2 separate regions of the Mus musculus genome follow, and region 1 is linked to region 2. A link is a loop called in an ENCODE intact Hi-C map of the cell type or tissue named here. Cell type or tissue: heart. All regions are shown on one strand. Each heading gives the region's core, and the rest is flanking DNA. Links, peaks and the distances in the headings are about the cores only.

What was found. Hi-C counts contacts between places; a loop is a spot of excess contacts. Peaks named below come from ENCODE experiments on the same cell type or tissue, not always from the same donor. Only the 100,000 strongest peaks of a DNase experiment are listed, where the experiment ranks them.
Region 1: a loop joins it to region 2, with 2.7 times the contacts of the local background. A loop is called at or near these places in 8 of 42 quality-filtered maps.

The regions. Positions count from the first base shown.
Region 1 is chr6:39,418,595-39,421,508 of GRCm38, forward strand. Mkrn1 (makorin, ring finger protein, 1) reads right to left here and starts at 1,775. Exons shown (of 8, transcript NM_018810.2): 1 at 1,505-1,775. The coding sequence starts at 1,689. Gm10244 (predicted gene 10244) reads left to right here and starts at 1,784. Exons shown (of 2, transcript NR_152168.1): 1 at 1,784-2,058; 2 at 2,146-2,700. In heart, for the core only: a CTCF peak has its summit at 1,384; a DNase peak (open chromatin) is centred at 1,757; H3K4me3 peaks cover 1,937 bases; H3K27ac peaks cover 1,064 bases; H3K27me3 peaks cover 179 bases.
Region 2 is chr6:39,566,525-39,569,438 of GRCm38, forward strand. No RefSeq gene overlaps it. Among named protein-coding and RNA genes, the nearest start is that of Adck2, 5.9 kb to the right of the region's middle. In heart, for the core only: a CTCF peak has its summit at 1,224; no DNase peak of the experiment used is centred there.

The DNA of each region.
Region 1 (2,914 bases), core at 171-2,670, 150 kb before region 2:
GGGCTAGTCCCAGGACAGCTAAGGCTACATAAAGAAACACTGTCTTAGGAAGGAAGAGGGAGTAAGGGAGGGAAAAGGAAAGAAGAAATGTTGAAGCAGAAATGTATAAAGTTGCAAGCATCTGACAGGATGATAATGAAATCAGTTATGAAATGTTATTTGGTAATGGGTATTTAGAACTAGACTAGAGAAAGATAGTAGATGAAAGAAAAAAAAAAATCAAGGATTTAAATTTTCAATATCAGCCCGGGTGGAAACACTATCCTTAGTACTAGGAGGGCAAAGGCTGGAGGAGGGAAGTTCAAGGCCAGCCTGGTCAATGCAACAGTGTTAGGACAACCAGGCTGCAAAGCTGGACCTTGCCTCAAAAAAAAAAAAAAAAGAACAGACTGAGGGGAAAGCTTTAATCTGACGTTATTAAATGTGTTACAGGAAAGACTGGAAGATTCTTCAGTTTGGGAGTTAATATCAACACCGAGTTGTTCATTAGGAATTGCCTTTAGCATTTGCGGTTAATAAACTGTCCTTGCCGGGTTTAAAGTGGCATTTCCTTTTAATTTTCTTAGCCGATAGAAAAGCGTATATAGTCCTTCCTGGTAGTTAAAATCTATATACTCGGGCGTGGTATCATCTCACCCCTGCACTCCCGCACTAGAGAGGCAAAAACAAGAGGATTGCCGAAAATTCTAGGGCAGTCAGACTATATAGGTCAACCGGGGCCACACAGTAGGACTGTCTCAATAAGCCCCCTCCCATCGTTAATACAAACAATCCTTCCTCCAACGTTTATAGCTGGGGAATTATTTTTTAACATACGTACTGTATAACTGTCACCTGATCATACATTTTCCCAATAATTTCGTCTCGCTTACCAAACAAGAACCAAACCTCTCTGGTCGGATCTCCTTTCTCGCAAAGAAGAACGCCTCTCAAAGGGACAGTAATAATAATGGCAGTTCATAAAACCAAGGGTGGAAGAGCCTAACGCCGGCTCCGAACGCTCGGTTCGGAGACAAAGCTCGGAACCGCCGACCACCGACTTACATACAAAGGCATACAAAAGCGGCTGCTCCCGGCGGGGCGGGGGTGAGCGGCGCAGAGAGCAGAAAAGACGTTACAAACGGATAGCCCGGCTCGGAGCCCCGGGGCCGGCCGAGCTCGCCGGGACCCTTGGAGGGTCTCAGGGCGCACCGAGGGTCGTTAGAGCCCGATTCGCATCGGCGAGCTCGCGCCGCATCCCCGAACCTGTAGCGATGGAGGCCAGGGCGGGGACACCGGTCCTCTCCGCACGCACCGGGGCGCCGCTGAGCGAGGCGAGGTGACGGGACCGCCCTGCAGTCCGAGCCCGCAGTCTGAAACCCGCAGCGATGCCGCGGCCAACCTCTGCGGAGGCTGACGCAGCGATGCTGTACGGACAGCCGCAGCGGGGACCCCGCGACGCCCGCCTCCGCCTCTTGCTCGGCCCCGCAGCCCCCGCCCTCCGCCGCGCCACGCAACGTCCTACCTGCAGGTGACCTGTTTCGTCCAGCCGCCGCCGCTGCCGTCGCTGCCGCCGCCCCCTCCTCCCGCCCCCGGGGACGGGGCAGCGACTGTGGGGATAGAGGTGAGGGAGGCCGCTGCCACCGCCGCCGCTGCCGCTCCTGCTCCTGATGTTGTGGCTGTTGTTCCGGGAGCCGCAGCCTCCGCCATTACTGTTTATCCCACACAGCAATGGCCCCGGAACTTCCGGGATCACATAGTTCCGGTCCGGCTGAGAAGGAGAAGACAGCGAAGGGAGGGGAGGGGAGGGAGGCTGAGGAGCCCGAGAGCTCTGCGCCAGTCCCGCGCCGTGTCACCGCGTCTCCGAGCGCTCAGGTCTCAGGAACTGCGGGCTCCGCAGGGCACCCGCGGCCCTCCTCCGGCGACGCTGATTGGTGATGGCTTAGGCTCCGCCCTAAAGGGGCGTGATCACACGCTTAGCCAGGTGTGCTAGGATGGTCCTGGTCCTAGCCATCCTAGCCATCAAAGGACCACATGCAAGGACCAACTTCTGCCTATGGCTGGTGGCGCACGTACAAGGTGGGGGAAGGCCTGGGGCTGTGTCTGCTCTTTATCTAGAGTGAGATCCCAACCTATTGTGTTGGGATCTGTTTCTTTCTCTCACAGGAACTGTCAGAATCCCTGCTGATGGAAGTGCCCAGGTGGGCCTGGCGGCAGACATCTTGGAATCCCACCAATGTGAAGACTTGAGTATCACAATGGCTGCAAGTTCGAGACCAGCCCAAGCTAAATAGATCCTGTCAAAGTAATAACAGTAATGTTGTAAATGAATTATGTGTGGTAGCCTGTTTGTAATACCAGCTCTTGGGAAGCTAAAGGAAAAAAGTGTTTGGTTTTATACCTGACCAGGAACTGAGGTGCATATTTTACATATCAAAGCAGACTTGACCTCCGGACTTCCCTAGCGTCCTTTTAGTCCCTATCTGGCATTCCCTGCCCCCAACCTTGAACTTTCCAGCCCAGGAGCTAGGCTGCCCTTCACCCCAGAGGCTCCTCCCTATATTTCTAGACATTTTCTCTGTCTCCTCTCTGCCTGCATGCCCTTTCTTTTTTTCTCTCTCCCTTCCTTATCCCATCCTTACCCCCGTGGCGACTCCTGAGGCCAGTGAACTAGCCTGCCTGAGAGAGCTTCCCAATAAACCTGCCTTTAATAGACTCGAATCTAGTGTGAATTGGCTCATTTCACCAACATCAGAGAAATAACCTATCAAAAAGGGTCACAGGCTTGAGGCCAGCCTGGGCTACACTGCAAGAATCTGTCAGTAAGCAGACAGCCTTCAAGGACATGCTCCCAAGTACTGGCTCCCAGCTAACTATGCCCATTCCCCTAGAGTTTCCACCATCAGGTTATATGAATCCACTGATGAGGGCAGTG
Region 2 (2,914 bases), core at 148-2,647:
GTTAACACAAGTCTAGAATCTGGGGAGGGCTAGCAGAGGGCTTGAACAAAATCAGAAGGTGAAACTGGAGTGGGAGAAACTCTGATGCAAAGAATGACTACAGCTCCAGTGATGAGCAGAGAGAAAGGGTCACCGAGCCAGACCTCCTTGGGGAGGCATATGAAGGCAACACCGAAGGGCAAGGTTGACAATGGCTTTCTCCATCTCTCTTCAGAGTTCTGACATTTTTTTTCACCACTGTGCATATGGGTGTATGGGGATGGCTGGAGATTTTATATATATATATATATATATATATATATATATATATATATATATATAATATTTAAGTATACACATATATTTAAGTGACACTGGAAATTCTGGAAGTTACACCCACACACACCCAAACAAGTGCTCTGCTCACTCACAGCCCATGACCAAGATTTTTACACTACACTCCAACTTTCTTAGCGGCAAATTGCAGGCCATGTGTATCACATAGGACTTGGGGCAGGATCGGGGGCTGACCTCAAACTTTTCTTTGCCAGATAATTACCTTGACCTCGTGAGAAAAGAGGAGGTGGGAAAAGACAGATTTTAGCTTCTCACTGACCATTTTGGACTGTAAGAAATAAGGGTTTGCAGTTTATAGGCTGTGAGTTATGGTACTTTGCTAACGCAGACCAAAGGGACCTGTAGGCTCAGGGTTGTGTCTGACATTGTGCGTGAAGAGGACAGAGATGCAGCTAAATATCTTCCAGTTATAGGACACCCCTCCTGCACCACCCCCTCTGCAAAGCAGAGAATCCTGCTCAGAATGTCAGAAGTATAGAAATTAGGGATGGAGAGCAGTTAAGAGCACTGGCGCTCTTTCAGAGGACCCTGGTTCTATTCACACTACCCACATGATGGCTCACAACCATCTGTAACTACAGTCTCAGGGGTCCCAATGCCCCCTTTTTACTTTCAACAGCCATGCATGCAATAAACAGATATGCATGCAAGCAAAATACCCATATGCATAAAATAAGAAAACAAGCTTCCACTTCCTTCTCCTGAGCACCATATGTGCCCTGCCTCATATATTTCATGTAAACGTGTTATGGAGGAGATACTAAAATGATAGGCTCTTGTGCAAAGAGAAGTCTAGACAGACTTAGCATCTCTTGTTTTTCCTTCCTAGGCAGGTCTGGAACCCTAGGGGAAGCTTGGTTGCACTTCAAAGTGAGTAGTGACTCCTAGTGGAAGTAATGCGAACCACATCAGCAGGGACAATACCGAAAAACAGAGACTATTTGCGGGCTTTTGCTGTTGAGATGAATCTGGACATCAATAGAGGCTACCCAGACAAGGACAAACGGGCTGGTTACTCAGACTTGTCTGTAGAAAGGAAGCTGGCCACCATTGTGGGCAGAAACTTATACTCAAGTTGAGCAAATACCGGTGGGAACAGGTGTTTGGAGGTTGCTGGGGGTGGTGGTGAAGGAAGGGGTGTCGATTAATTTCTGTTGCTGTGATAAGATATCCTGATAAACGATGTAAGAGAGGAATGGGTTATTTTGCTTTATGAATTGGCTTATTTTTAAGTTTTTTCTCACTGTGTAGCTCTGGCTGTCCCAAAACCTTACTTATGTAGACCAGGCTGGCCCTGAACTCACAGAGATCCATTTGCCTCTGCCTCCAAAGTGCTGGGATTAAAGGCGTGCCACCACTACTTTGGTTTACTTCCCAGGTTCTATTCCAACATTGGACAGACGTCAAGACAGGGACATCATTTGAACAGATTCCTGTTTGCTCTCATCTGGCTTTCTCCTGTCTTACATAGTTCAGGATCTCCAGGCCAAGGGAATGGCACTGCCCACAATGGGCTGGGTCCTCTTAAATCAATTAACAGTCAAGACAGTCCACCACAGACATGGCCACAGGCTAGCCTGATGTAGTCAATCCTTCACTCGGGCTTTCTTCCTAGGTGATTCTAGGTTGTTGCTGACATTTAAAAATAACCCTCACAGCTATGCAGAAGAGAGGGGAGACAATGGTTATAGCTAGCAATGGTGGCTGACCCCAAGCAAGCTGAGTCTTCCAGCACAGCAGGAACGAGACACACATGGATACACAGACTGTGGCAGCATACACAAGACCTGCACAGATTCAAAGCACACAAAATCAGCACTAACAAGGGGAAACGGACACAGCGTTCCACCACTAACCAGGAAGCGATTTGCAATTGAAACCTGTTGGAAAGTGAAAATCAGTTTTCTGCAGTGGAACGTCCTCCCCAGTGCTAGGATCGAGGCATGCACCACCTCTTTTTTGGCTCTGTAGCTGGCACTCTTAAAAAAATAAGTTTTCCTTATTGTAAGCCTATAGCTGTTGCAGGGGTCAGAGGTAAACCACAGCTCCATTGTGAGATATAGACTGGCTGTCCTTTCCTCTCCAATGTAGTCCATTTTATGATACCTCGCAACCTTCATTGCTTTAGTGGCCCTTGCTACACTTTGAAACTGCTCTTATATGTTCCCTCATTGGTCTAGAAGTGCATATTCTCTTGCCCTGTTCCTAGGTTTACAGACACAGAGGCTGAGGGTGAGGCTCGCCCTCCAGTGTAGTTATGATCGATAGTATGGTTTGAAGTAGGTACCATAGGTAAACGTCTAGGATGCTACAAAGGCACCTACTCCCATGCTGAGAATTGGCTAAGGTGTTGTTCTCCTTATTTTTGTGGGTGGGATGGCGTGGAGTGGATGTGGGCTTTAACAGAGGCGGACTAGAAAACATGATTGATTTATTTAGCGGTAGGGTTTCCTGTACTTGTGCTAGCTTTGGACTTTGGTTCCTCCTGCTTGGCCTTTCTAAGTGTTGGATTACATTTGTGAGCTACTATATCCACCTGGCAAGACTTAGACAGGGTCTCACTATGTAGCCTGGGCCG